2 separate regions of the Homo sapiens genome follow, and region 1 is linked to region 2. A link is an interaction called in ENCODE POLR2A ChIA-PET data of the cell type or tissue named here. Cell type or tissue: A673. All regions are shown on one strand. Each heading gives the region's core, and the rest is flanking DNA. Links, peaks and the distances in the headings are about the cores only.

Evidence for each region. ChIA-PET counts read pairs that join two places held together with the same protein. Peaks named below come from ENCODE experiments on the same cell type or tissue, not always from the same donor. Only the 100,000 strongest peaks of a DNase experiment are listed, where the experiment ranks them.
Region 1: POLR2A ChIA-PET joins it to region 2 with 11 read pairs; 1 of 35 experiments calls an interaction of 5 or more read pairs at or near these places.

The regions. Positions count from the first base shown.
Region 1 is chr11:83,548,638-83,556,207 of GRCh38, forward strand. The region is part of intron 19 of DLG2 (discs large MAGUK scaffold protein 2); the gene reads right to left. All of the region lies in intron 2 of LOC107984425 (a long non-coding RNA gene), which reads left to right. Among named protein-coding and RNA genes, the nearest start is that of DLG2-AS2, 85 kb to the right of the region's middle. In A673, for the core only: no CTCF peak of the experiment used is centred there; no DNase peak of the experiment used is centred there; H3K27ac peaks cover 125 bases.
Region 2 is chr11:84,084,995-84,092,564 of GRCh38, forward strand. All of the region lies in intron 10 of DLG2 (discs large MAGUK scaffold protein 2), which reads right to left. Among named protein-coding and RNA genes, the nearest start is that of DLG2-AS2, 450 kb to the left of the region's middle. In A673, for the core only: no CTCF peak of the experiment used is centred there; a DNase peak (open chromatin) is centred at 4,857.

The DNA of each region.
Region 1 (7,570 bases), core at 3,087-5,586, 540 kb before region 2:
TCTCATTGAATCCCTGTAAACAGTTTGAGATATAGGTATGATTATTTCTATTTTGTAGATAAAGAAGTTAAGAACTAAGGTTTTAATTCTAATTCTCACAAAAACCTTATGTGATAAATATAATTTTCCGTATTTTAAGATAAAGAAGCTGAGATACAGAAGAAGCAGCCTTTCCTTCTCTAAAATTGCAAATCACTCTGCTCTTTTACCTCTCTGGGAAGCCTACAGCTTCTAGTCTTGAGTGGGAATATGTCTTATCTCCTTTACTACATCAGAAACAACATCAGGAGCTCCCAGACCAAGTCTCAGCACAGAGTTTTCACAGATGGATTTATAAATGAACAAGTGAATCAGCAAATTACTCCCTTCTGTGCTGTGAACTTGTTTGGTCTAGGGAGGCCTTTGCTTTCCTGACAACATTAAGATGCAAGGAACAGAGTGCTTTGACTCAATTTCCTTCATTTCTTGAAGTTGAGGCCTCTGCTTGATTAGAGGAGACCTGGTCCTCACCTTTCTATGCAGCAAGAGAAAGAACACTAGCAACGGAAAATAAAGTCTGCTCTCTGCTCCATCCCACTGTGCCTGGCTTGGACACATATGACCCATTTTCACATTGTCAAGGTAAGCACATATGAATAGTGCAAGAAGCATAGATGTTGGAATGAAGAAACACACGGTTAAGTCAGTCCACTCTTTCTAGCTGATTGTCACTGAGAAAATAAGTGGAGTAATCTGAGCTTCAGTTTTATCTATAAAATGAGGTTTGTCATTCCTACATCTCACATATTTGCAGAGATTCAATGAGATGATAAAGGAAGAGCATTTCACATAATAACTGGCAAAACAAAAGTTCCTTTACTTCACCTCTTCTCTACTCTAAAGATGAGCAAGTGTCCCACAAGTACTGGAAGGGAGATGAAATAAGGATGGTGTTTTTACAAATGTGACATAAAAATGCATATGTAGTAAACTTCTTCAAAACATTTTCTCACTAGAGGGGTATGGGAAAGGATGCTGGGAGCAGAGAGATCTAAACTTTAGTTGCTCTTATTTTATAAAAATCACAATTTTCTATTTGTATTATCTTCTTAAAAACAATCATTCGTCCACTCGTGCATTTAGTGCATATTTGTCTTGAAAACAGAGGAGGCACCCTGGAAGTAAAAAGAAGCTTAGATGGAGTTAGGAGTGCAGATTTCTAGTCCTGGCTTCAACATAATTCACTATGTGATCTTGAGTAAGGTACTTAACCTCTATGGGCTTCAGCTTCTATAATAATTAATAGACCAACTGCATTTCTCTAGGATGTATTCAACTGTGACCCAAAAGATAGCTCCCAAAATGTAGGCATTATTCTCATTTTATCGAAGGGAAGATTTATTATGTTCTGTGGATTGTATGACATGGGTTATACCACTTAATCAACCTTATAAAGCAGATTGGTATTATTTAAAGATACTCTTCGTATTACAACAGACTGCTTCTATGTTTTGAGGGTGTTGGCAAATGTCCATTTCTATTGTTCCTAAAAAATCAGGCAATCACTGTCATGACTGCAGATAGAACTAATTGGACACCAACCAGAAGCCCTTACAGGTTGGGCCTCCCTGCAGCTATAGCTTTTAGAGTATAATCAGGGAAGAAGCATAACTTCCAGGGGGAACAACTTTCTCTTTCTCTCTCTTAAGTCCTCAGTGCTCCCAATTCACCAAGAGATGTGGTATGAGCAGATTTCACATGTCCGGGGGCTTGCATGTTGATCATTTTGGACAAGTCATCAGAGTCTCCAGGGACGGGGCCCATTTGAGCCCACCTTCTCTTTCAGGCTGTCCTGGCAGTCTGTCAGATTGGCTGAGCTCCAATGTTGACTCATAAGTCTCTTATCTGAGGGAAACAGAGGCAAATCTGAACCTGCGCAGAGCCAGAACTCACTGGACCACAGTGAATGGCATTTCAGGTTTCAGGGCTGGGTGAAGCTGCAAAGATTAATCATCTTAAAATCATTTTCCTTTCCCCCAAATGCCATCAGCTTGCTACTCAAAAATTAAATGTGGGTAAGAGGAAGACTGCTTGGATGAACAGCCCAGGTTTTATGACACTTTCAAGAGCTCTTATGTTCTGGGTCTGTGTATAAGGCAATTGAGATATGTTAACTGAGATATTTCAGAGAAGCTGACACAGCCCTGATTACAGTCTTTTATTTCTGAATTGGGCTAAAAATGTAGATCAAGCTTTGATATTCACCTTTCAGTATTTTACTGCCATTAATTAGTAAGCTTGGGGTGGGAAAAAGAAGAAATAACCTGGCATGGAATTTTATTATTGCTAATAGTCGATTATCATTCAAACATTTAAGTTTATATATGCATGACTCGTGAAGATCATGAGATGGTAAACTCAGATAGTCCTGGATTCAAATATTAGCTCACTATTTTAAGCTGCAGTATGATTTTCAGCAAATTACTTCATATCTTTGTACCTGGGCTTCTGTATATGAAAAATGAGGGGCAAGAATCCCTGTCCGACAGGGTCCTTATAAGAATTACACATGAGAGCTTTTAGAATCCAGTAGGTACTCAATATTTGTTAATTGAGTCTAAAAAAATCTAAATTTTTTCCCCTGTAAATTCTATACCCTGGTTCTACTGTTACTCACTGGAATATAAACAACTTAAGCCTACCTCTGCTATCCAGTAGCACTCTTTTAAGTGTTTATGGACTGACAAATGATAAAGCTAGTACGGTCCCTAGCTCAGCAGAGGTGCTGGATAAAACTCGTTTTACTCATGAGTATATGAAAAACGGGAGAAAGACATTCAAGAGCATCTGAAATGACTCCTCCAAATCCTTAGTACCATCATAGCAGCTCATCAGGGTAAGTAATGACATTTACACACCACAATATCAGACAGTTGGGCAATCACTTTGCCTGCCCCAATACTGAGTTTGTTACTTTGCCTATGATTTTTCAGAAAACTGGATGGAAACTACAGGCTGTACTGTAGCAGGAGAAGACCTGAAATTAGGGAACTTACCCTTCTAAATCTCATATGCCCGTAAAGTTTCCCATTATCACCTGTTGACTAGAGATAGAGAGGACATATGGTTCCTTACTCACCCAGGCAAAAGCATTGAGTTCAGAATGTAATCAAATTCCCACAGATGGAAATGAGATAATATTCATTTAAATATTAAATGTGATATTATTTTCATAGTCTCTACTATGTGCCAGGCACTCTATAGTTTGTTGGGACTCAGCAAAGGCTTTCTTCCTACAGTTGTACAGCTTGATGTTTGGTTGGGAATATGGGTAAGAAGGTACATTCATTTGGCCACTTACTCATTTTCATTCAGCAAATACTTTTGAGCATTTACTGTATGTCAGTGATGGTTCTAGGAGCTTGGGATCTATCAGTGAATAAAAACAGATAAAAATTCCTGCCTTCATGGATTTTACATTCTAGTAAAACGAGATTGGCAAAAAACAATAAACATAATAAATAGGCAAATAGTATGATAGGTTAGGAGTTGATTGTTGCTATGGAAAAAGTTAAAAATAGAGCACGGTAAGGGGGATCAGGATTCTGGAATAGAGTAGGGCTATGGTGACAGTGAAGGCTGCATTTTCAAATGGGGTGTTTTTTAAGGTAGGACTCGCTGAAAAAGAGATGTTTGAGGCAAGGCTTGAAGGAGGTGAGGGAGTTAGATATACAGGCATCTGAGGAAAGAGTGATCTCAGAGGGAACAACAAGTGCAAAGCCTGTAAATACAGTTACAGTTGAGTCTCATATGTGCTATGTTAGGAATTAGTATAGGGTGCTGCTCTGGGATTGTAGAGCTCCTAGGAAGCCTCATCAGGTGCTCATAAAGAAGTTGGTGAATGGGGAGATGATTCATCCAGATTTACTAGCAGAGGGGTGGTAGCACATCTGCCCACCCCTACCTACTAAGCAGCCTGATCTTTAGGCATTTTCTTAGTGGAAGCCGCCTCTGTAATATAGTAATCTCATATTCTTGAGGGCTCAGCTTCCTTCCTTCAGCCTCTCCCCCTTCCTAAGTCTCATTGGAAACATGCACATGAGCTGGACCACTGAACAGCTTTTCTTCTTGTAGACACACATGACCACAATTTATAAAGTGCAAATCAAATTCTTTGGCCAAGAATTTTTTCTAACATTGTTATGAAAGTAGAAGTATTGATCAATATAAAAAATTCTGCAACTTTCATTTTTTGAAAACCATGACTTTCTCTGGGAATCCTTCCTGAATCTATCAAGAGAAGGCTATTTCTTCCACTCTCTGTGCCACATTGTAACCTTGTATGTGGTCTTATTCTTATGCTTAGCAGGCTACATTTCAGTTGATTTATCTGTAGGTGTATCTTTCCTTCTAGACTTCTTGACTCATGAGAGTTAGGTGAAGTCTTACTTATCTCTGTGCCCCTTGCAAAGAGGAAAAGGTGCTCACAAAACCAGGCTAAACTGAACTGAACTAAATTCAGAACACAAACTGTCTGAACTTCAGAAAATTGCCTCATCTTGTTTGGTCTCTTGAAGTTTCCCCATCTGTAAAATGGGATTAAAATATTGTATGACATCAACTCTAAGATTTTTTAAAATTTTTATGTCTAAAATCAAGATGTTTTTCCACTATCAATGCCATCTCATAATTGAATTGGCAGAATTTTTCCTTTTTTGGTAACACATAGGGTACATCTTAAAATCAAGGACAACCTAGATTCAATAAAACATGGTAGAAACTATCTCACAAGTTGTTGTGAAGATTAATGAATTATAGATGAAAAGCCCTCAGATCAGTACCTGGCACAAAGTAAGAAGTAAGCACCGTGTGTGTGTGTGTGTGTGTGTGTGTGTGTGTGTGTGTGTGTGTGTTTGCTGCTGCTGCTGTTGTGCTATTACATATTGTAAGTCACTTGGAATCACCTCATCATTCTCTTCTCTTCTTGTACACATTTTTGCAAACACTTTTAGTACTCTTTCCTCAGTGACTGTTCAAAAATTGCTGATAGCTGAAACACTGTGCTGCAGTCTGACTTTCACCCAGTAAGGTTCTGTTCAGTAGCTCTATTTAACTGAATAAAATGTCTGTAGAAAATGTCCCTAGCATTTGCCAATAGTTCAGAAATTTAGAGGAAAAAACCTAAAGAGATCCAGTACATTATGTTTATACTTTTAGTATTTATAGTTTATGTGAATATTATTAGTATTTTATTCCAATAGCACAATCTTTTCTTTTTTTTTCTTTTTTTTTTTTTTGTGGGATAGTCTCGCTCAGTCACCCAAGCTAGAGTGCAGTGGCGCAATCATAGCTCACTACAAACTTGAACTCTGGGGCTCAAGGGATCTTTGCCTTAGCTTCCTGAGTAGCTGAGTAGTAACCATGTCGGGCTAATGTTTTCATGTTTTGTAGAGGCTAGGTCTTGCTTTGTTGGCCCAGGTTGGTCTTGAGGCCCTGGGTTCAAGCAATCCTCCTGCCTTGGTCTCCCAAAGTGCTGGGATTACAGGAATGAACCACCATGCCAGGCCTATAGTCTTTAAACTTTAGCACTTAGGTTTTCAAGCTGGGACATTTTTCCATGCACCTAGTGTAAGTCATCCATACATCCACTCATTAATTTACTGAACATTGACAACATGTTTGGCAACAGGATAATGGAAAATGTTTGTAAGACTTGGGAACACTTGTTTTGCTGTTTACTTGCTCTGTGGCTATAGATAAGGTTCTTAAATTCTGTTTCCTACTCTGTAAATTAAAGACTAATCCTGCCTGAATAGATATTGTTTGAATTCATTGAGGTAACATATGTAAAACTCCTATATCAGGGAGGCTGGTATACAGATACATGAAAAAATTGCAATAATAATATGTATCAGCACAGAAACCTATGTTTCAACTCAACTTTTAAGGGATGCAATAATGATTTAGTACAAATTTGCATTTATTTTAATATTGATCTATCTAACAATATTTACCTCGTCCTTCCTCAGTGCCAGATCTGGGACTAGTGGTTCTATTGGCAATAAATACTATGGGAGCTTGGAGCAGAAGATGTTCCATTGGGCTGGACTGACTGGGCAATGGGCCTTGCTCTACTCCACAGTACTATCTTTCCAGTTGGTAAAGCAATCAGAGGCTGTAGGACTGCTCTGAAAATAGTCAATACAGTGTAACTTTTAGATGCCTGAAACCATGCAATCATGGCTTCAGTCATATTCAATAAATGCTCATTATGTGCCATGCATTATGTTAGGTATTTGGGGATACAGTGTGAATAACAGAAACAAGGCACTTTTGGAATTTAGAGACAAAACAGATGTAGAAGAAATAATTACCAGTACAACACATCATAAAAAGCAGATGGGCAAGTAATCCATGAGAGTATACAGTGGAGAGAAATGGAAACTATTCTGGAGGGACCAGGTTGGGAAGGCTTCCAAGAGGAGCTGCTGTCTAATCTGAGCACAGCAGGAGCAGCAGGGTGGGCAGAGGGAGCTGCACAGGCAGAGGCTCTGCAGTGGGAAACAGCAGGCAGCAAACCTGAAAGAAGATCAATGTCTGGGATAGTCTAAGATGAGACCAGAGGGAAGGAGAGGCCAGGTCATGGAGAATCCTGTAGATCTTATGAAGGATACTTTCTCTTTTTAGAGTAATGGGAAGCCTTTGGGGATTTTAAACAGATGTGAGATGATCAGATTTACATCGAAAACAGATCTTTCTGGCTTTAGGGTGGAGAATGGATTGGAGAACCATAGATTGGGCAAGACAGGATGTTGAGATCCCAGGTAGTGGGGAAAGGTAGTAATCCAAATGATGATGGTTTGGGTACAGTGGTGGCAATAGGATGGACAGAGGTCTCAGATATTTACTTTGGCCAATACCTATCTGTTTGTCAGTCTGTCTGTTTCTCTCACCAAAATCTATGGGCAATGTTTTCAAAATTTTATTACCAGAATATATCATTTTTTTTTCTTCAAAAGGAAACTTCTAGAAATATAAAAATAAAACATTTGATTGCAGACAGGGGAAACAGAATTTCTGGTTTCTCTTCCACTCCAACTGCAGAGCATACCTCAGGTCCCTAAGAAGAATTTTGGGTCTACTTAAATCAGAGCTTGAAAATCTTCAATCTAGTACTTAGTTCCCAAACACTGTAAATGAAGAAAATCTTCTCTTCTTTTATTGATATCATGACATCTCTAAACCTGTTTCCAATCTCACAGCCATTTCCAATCTCACAGACATCTATTTGTTTCCAAAATGAAAGCTTGATGGCAATTCTCCTTGGAGCATTTTTAGCAAATATAACAAGTCTCCTTGAGATTACTAGAGTAACACCAGGGTGTCCCGAACTCTAATTACAGGAACTCTGCAGGATGAAACTGTGATTAGTCCTCACAGGAGTAACCACAGCCACTCAACAGAATTCAGTAGCTATTTATGGCACGTGTTTTGAGGAGAAGACTTCTTTCTGCTCAGAGGCTGTTTATATTAATAAGCAGAAGGTGGTTCCTTGGAAGAAGAGAAATCTCGTTCGAAGTTTGACACATTC
Region 2 (7,570 bases), core at 3,356-5,855:
TCCCTGAATAAAATCTGTTTCTACCAATTTAACTACTGCCCAGCTTTGATTTTCTGTGACAGTAGCTCTAACATCTTTATGATTTGGTCATTTAATTGTTAAGCTAATTTGAAGTGGCTTGATGCTTGTGCAAAGCTTACCACATTATTAGACCTTTCTAAATAATGACACAATTTATAAACTGCTCAGAAAAACCAATTCTTGAAAATATTTAAGATTACCATTGAATTCAATTTCAGCAAATAATTTAAATATATTTTTCTACCTCCCTCAAACCATTTTCTTTTGTCTAGAGCCCAAAGAGCTATTTGCTAAAATCAATATAAAATTTGGTTTCAGAATGTTAGAATGACAACATGTGTCTGGAGAGACTATTAGAAATAAATAAAAACAAATGCCTTATCACCACTTAAAGCTGCAATCAGCTCTTTGGTATATGAATCTAATGAGCAGTGGATCTTCTCAGAGCTCTGAGTTTAACTGAAACAAAGCATTGATTTCCTGGCCATGATAATAGCATTCTGAACTTCTCAGGCTGTCAACAAATGTCAGATAATTAGAATATGATTTTAAAATGGAAAATTCCCCAAGATCCTGTATAGGACTCATAGCTAGTTAGTGGCAGAGATTCCTATGTCTCCTGCCTTCACTAGAGCAGTACATCTTGTTAACTTTTAGTCTGGGCTGGAAGTTTAGATATAAACCTACAAATAATTCCAGAAATTGCACCCTATACACAAAGCAGTGGCGATGCTTAAATCAGAATATTTAGAATCCCATAAAGCCAATCTTAAGGGATATGAATCATCACATCTATGTCTCAGCAATCCTGTTGTTCCTCTGTGAGGAATCAATATATCATTCTTTCTTTTCTTGATTATATTTGGAAAATTGGACCTTATAAAACACAACCTGAATTAATCCCCTAAATTGTAAAGCATATCAATAATTTGGTTTTGACTTTTGAAAACAGAAATGCTATTTATCAGATAATTTTTATACAATGTTGATGTTTTAGCAGCTGGAATACAGGGTCAAATACCTGTTTAGAAAATGTGAGCACCTTGTGATATTTGCTTGTTTAAAGATTACTTACACCATACAGACATGGAGCCCCAAACAAATGGTACTCTCTACTTGGTTAGATTTAAGAACAAATCAAAGATCTTCTTTAACAGATTCAAGAACTTGGTGAATGAATTCAAAAACTTTAAATAAATTGTATCTTTAAATGAACAACAATATGAAGAAGTTGTGAGCTTTCTGAAACTAGGAAAAAAATTTCTTAGATTTGTAAATGGGGATATTTATGCCCAAAAAGAATGACAGGGCACTTTTAAAGTAATATCTTTATTGAGATATAATTCACATACTTTAAAATTTGCCCTTTTAAAGTGCATAATTCAGTGTTTTTTTAGTACAGTCACAGAGTTGTCCAATTGCCCTATGTAATTTTAAACATTTTCTTTCTTTCTGTTTTTTCTTTTTCTTTCTTTCTTTTTTTTTTTTTTTTGAGACAAGGTGTTGCTCTGCCACCCTGACTGGAGTGTAGTAGTGCAATCATGGCTCACTGCAGCCTTAACCTCCTGGGCTCAAGCGATCCTCCCACCTTAGCCTCCCAAGTAGCTGAGGCTACAGGCATGCACCACCACACCTGGCTAATTTTTGTATTTTTTGCAGAGATGAGGTTTCACCATGTTGTAGAGGCTGGCCTCCAACTCCTGTGCTCAAGCAATCTGCCCGCCTTAGCCTCCCAAGGTGCTGGGACTGCAGACATAAGTCATGGTGCCCAGCCTAGAACATTTTCATCACCCCCAAAAGAAATCTTATATCTATTACTAGCCCCTGGCAACCACTAATCTACCTTCTATTTGCATGGATTTCCCTATTCTAGAAATTTCGTGTAAATAAAATTGTATAATATGTGGCCTTTTTTGTCTGGCTTCTTTCACTTAGCATGTTTTCAAGTTTCATTAATGTTGTGCCATCTGTCAGTACTTTATTCCTTTTTCAGCTAATAGTATCCCATTTTTGAATATAACACAATTTATCCATTCACCCATCAATGGACATTTGGGTTGTTTCCAGTTTTTGGCTGTTATGCATAATGGTGCTATGAACCTTAGTGTACAAGTTTTTGTGTAGACATATGTTTTCAGTTCTCTTGGGTATATGCTAGGAGTAGAATGACTGGTCGTGTGGCAATTCTATTTTTAGCTGTTAGATGGACTGCCAGACTGTTTTCTAAAGTAGCTGCACCATTTTACAATCCCACCAGGCATGCTGAGGGTTCTGATTCTCTACATCCTTGCCAACACTTATACTGTCCATCTTTTTTATTATAGCCATTCTTGTGGGTATAAAGTGGTATCTCCCTGTACTTTTGATTTGCTGTTCACCAATGAATAATGATGCTGGACATCTTTTTATGTGCTCATTGGCCATTTGCATATCTTATTTGAATAAATATATATTCAAATTTGTGGTAGGCTGAATAATGCCCCTCACCTCAAGAAATTTATGTCCCAATGCCTGGAACCTGTGAATATGTTACTTTATATGGCACAAAAGACCTTTCAGATGTAATTCAGTTAAGGATCTTGAGATGAGGTGACTTTCTTGGATTATCCTGGGGTGTCCAATATAATCACAGGAGTCCTTATAAAGAAGAGTTAGTAGAGTCATAGTCAATGAAGAGATAGGATGATGGAAGTAAAGGTTGGATGGAGAAAAGGGTTATGAGCCAAGTGATTCAGATGGCCTTTTGAAGTTGGGAAAAGGAAAAGAAACAAATTATCCCATATAGTCTCTGGGGTTCCCCTGTCAACATTCCAAGTTTATCTCAGTGAGTCTGATTTTGGACTTCTGACGTCCAGAACTATAGGATAATAAATTCGCATTATTTTAAGTCACTAAGTTTGTAGTAATGTGTTACAGCAGCAATAGAAAATAATACGAAATGATTGATCATTTTTAAATTGGGTTATCTTCTTATTGTTGAGTTGTAGGAGTTTTATTACACATTCCGGATACAAGTCGTTTATCAGGTATATTATTTGCAAGTATTTTCTCTCATTATGTGGGTTATCTTTTAACTTCTTGATAGTGTCCTTTGAAAGCACAAAGTTTTTAATTGACGAACTCCAAGTTATCTATTTTTTCTTTGTTGCTCATGCTTTTTGTGTCATATAAAGAAACCACTTCCTAAACCAAGATCATAAAGATTTACTCCTACATTTTCTTCTAAGACTTTTATAGTTCTAGTTCTTACATGTAGGTCTATGATCCCATTTAATTAATATTTGTCTACAGTGTGAGATGGGAGCCAATTACATTCTTATGCAGGTATATATCCAGAAGTCTTGATAGAATTTGCTAGAGAAAAAAAAAAAAACAAAAATCCAACGAGTCATGTTTGCCACAAAGTTATTAATATTTCGGTCAACTCATAGGTGGATTTCCTTTATTGGAATATATGGCAGTTGACAGAAATAGGAAAACTCCAGCTGCGAAAGACTACTTGTGGGTGCCTGATGTTCTACCAGATGTGCAGCTGAAATTATTCTTCTTGTATAGAAATTTTCTTGTGTAACATAATACTAAATTGTTGGGGACTTGTCGATTGCCAGTCACCACAGAACCACTTGCTAGGTGATTTTCTTCTTGTCCAAGTACTCTATAAATACAATTAGGGCTGATATTATGGACAGAGAAAATCAAAAGAGAGGGTTGTTACCCTTCAATACTTTTCACTTTTGTTGGGAGAGATGGAAAAAATAATCCTTAAGAATGAGTCCATTGAGATTTGCATCATACATCTTTCTAAAGAGAGCGCTGGTATCATTTATACTAGGTAATAAAGTCTCCCTTCTCATGAAGGTCTTCCTGTTCAGAGCAACAGCTGGGCTTGTATCCTGCTTTGACCCCCAAAACAATGATGAAATAAATGTTTACTTGGATTTGGAAGCACTAGAAGTCTCTGCCTTTGAATAAAACATTTACCATGATCATAGTCATTTAGTGCAACAATCAGTTGGGGTACAGTGGAAATTGACAGGTTGGATGTTGTGACTTGTGGGGTTTTTTTATTTGCAATCACCCAAACTCATGACAGTTCAGTATGGAGAGGTACTCTAAGAATTTAGCAATCTCTTATGCTATTTCCACTTCCTAGAAATCTTTCATTTTCTTAAACAATTGGTAAGTGGGTCTTGGGAATAAGTGTCAGACTGTGATGCCTGGAAGTTACTCCCTTTCCTCTGTTTGGTGCTTCTCATTTGCACAGAAAACAAAAAACAAACAAAAAAACCAAGCTGAGCTTTATCTTTTCCATTTCTAAGCCTTCATCTCGTGATGATTACCAATCATTTTTCTTCCTTCTTTTCCTCCCCTCTCTGTGTTTCCTTTTCCTCCCCTCCCCTTCTGTCTTTCTCATCGTGTTCTTATTTTAAAATCATCACTGAGTTAGTGGATATACATTAATGAAAAAGCAAAAAAATGAATTGACAAAGGACAGCCAAAGGACAACGTTGTTGTTTATACACAAGAACTGCATTCTTGAAACATTCGTCCTTGACCTCTCAACTTTGTCAGTACAGTCAAACCTCAGTATAATCATTATTCTTGTTTGAAATAAACATGTATGTTGTCTTGGTTTTTATGAGGACAAAGACAACCTTACCTGTAAACAGACACAGAAGTAATAAATGAAGCAATGGATTTAAAGAAAAGAAAACTTCTTTTTTTTTATATCTTGTCTGGGAGTAGAAATGATTATGCTGAAGGCTAAGAGATTAAATTGTGTCACTTGTCAGGAAATTGGCAAGCAGCCATCTTTTCTGCCTGTTTCTACATGGTGCTTTTGTGCTGTGGATGCCTTTAATAAACGCACTCTTGTGTAAAATGTCATTGCTGCATTGCCAAGTGGAGGCTGTCATGTGATAGCTCTTCCCCATGATGACATATCAATATTGGTCCCTGGCAATTCTAGGACTTCAAACTACACAGAGGGCATTTTTATAATTCAAATACAAGTGAAGAAATAAAAATCATTCTTCATATCATGGATGTATATCTATTTTGCTCTGAAAGAAAACCTAATGTTCTTTTCAAATACTGCTTAAAGATAGGTAACGCTGGCCAGGCGCGGTGGCTCACGCCTGTAATCCTAGCACTTTGGGAGGCCGAGGCAGGTAGATTGCCTGAGGTCAGGAGTTCAAGACCAGCCTGGCCAACATGGTGAAACCCCGTCTCTACTAAAAATGCAAAAATTAGCTGGGCGTGGTAGCAGGCGCCTGTAATCCCAGCTACTCACGAGGCTGAGGCAGGAGAATCGCTTGAACCCAGGAGGCGGAGGTTGCAGTGAGCCAAGATCGCACCATTGCACTCCAGCCTGGGTGACAAGAGTGAGATTTCATCTCAAAAAAAAAAAAAAAAAAAAAAGATAGATAATGCTATCAAATTTTAATGACTACTCTAGAAGACAAAACACAAATGACGAGTAACATTTTTTAAAAGTTTCATCTTACTCTTAATCAAGTAAATGCAAAGCAAAGCAGGGAAATATACCATTGTTTGCCTTGGACATACGTGTATGCCAAAATTACATATGTGAAACCACATGCAACACTGACAACATATTGCAAAGTAGGACCTCTCCAACATTGTTGGTAAAAGTAAAATTTGGTAGAATATTTCTGGAAAGAAATTTGGTAACATGCATCAAAAGGTTTTAAAATGTTCATTCTATCAGGTTCAGAAATTCTATAGTAGAAATATATACTAAGGAAATAATGAGGTACAAGGTTAATAATGTTTTCCAAAAGATGTCCATATATTTAAAATGCTCATAAACTGAAAATAAATTCCAAACAATGTGAATGGCTAAATATGCTACTTTATAGCAATTAAATTATTTGCAAAGGCTTTTTTACTGATACAGGGAAAGGTCTCTGAACTAAGGTTAAGCGAAGTTAAACAAAAATTAAATATCATATAGAGTATGATCTAAACTAAGTTTAAAAGGCAAAAAATATCAGAAAGACATGTACAAAAATGTTACTAGTGATTAGCTTTGTGTAGTGCAAAAATGAAAGTGCTGTGTTTTGCTTAGTCTTTGTCTACTCTTCTTTATTTTATATTTATTACACAAAGGACAAATATCACGGCCATAAACACACATACCCGAAAAGTTCTATTTAAAAAGAAGTTCTATCAGAAAATGGTCACTGTTCAGAGAAATTCATCTAAACCGCCATGTGCTCTTCTTGCCTTGCCTCTTGACTTAGCCCTCATCTCACATTTTCCCTGCAGTTTCTGGCTGTCTCCCTCACTCCAGCTCAGATTCACATCTCCAGCCAGTAGAGGGAAAACAGGTCTCAGTCTCCATCTCTGCTGTCCCTCCACCCGAGGGACTAGATTCCTCCCTTTTACTGGCGTGGGTCCACCTCTTGCTTTTGATTGATTGTGCTTTGGCCTCTTGCCTTTAGGTATTAGAAAGTCCCAAGTCCAATCATGAGGCCTGATCAGTGTTTCTGAAGTTTTGGGTGTGACAGTATTACCGGAGACCTGCAACAGCAAGCTACTCTGCAGCCCAGTTTAAGGGAATTTTAGGGTCCAGAATTTATATGTCTATATTAGTTTCTTGTTGTTACATGACAATTTACCACAAATTAATCAGTTTAAGACAACATATACTTATTATCTCAGAATTTCAGCAGGTCAGGAATCTAGACGTGACTCAGAGGAGTCCTCTACTTTGGTATCACGAGGCTGCATGCACTGATGTGTCAGCTGGACTGTATTCATTTTGGGAACTTGGGGTTCTCTTATAAGCTCATGTAGCAATCTGCAGAAATCAATTCCTTGTGACTGTATGTCTGATGTCTTCTATCTTGCTAGCTGTAGCCTGGGGACTTACTTAGTACGTAAAGGATGCCTTCAGGTCCTTACTACACAGCCCCCCATAGGTTCTTTAACAACATGGAAGTTTGCTTCATCCATGCCAGTAAGAGAATCTCTCTGTTTTTAAAAGTCTCATTACATGGGTCAGTCTGAATCAGGATAATCTCCATTTTGATTAAATCAAAGTCAAATGATTAGGGGACTTAATTACATCTGTGAAGTCCCTTTTGCCATATAAAGTAGCATAATCATGGAATTGAATCTGATCATATTCACAGGTCCTGTCCACATTCGAAGGAAAGGGATGTAGGTTATTAGGGGGCATCTTAGAATTTTGCCTACCACACTGTCCATCCCTGGCTGCCACAGACTTGTGGCTGAGGTTCAGCATTCTGCTAAATAGCTGGCTCTATAGATAACAGAGTTGTATTGCAGGCCTTGCCTTTTACATAACTCCTTTACAAACACTATTTCATGTAATCTTACTATATCTTCTTGAGATATATGTTCCTATCTCCAATGTACCAGTGAGGAAACTGAAGAACATAGAGCTTAAAAAGGGGCCCAAAGTCACATAGCTAGGAAGTAGTACCTGAAACCTTGGTCTTTGACTCCAAATATTGTGTTCTTTCTCCTATATCTCTTTTATGAGAAGTTGTTCTTTCAG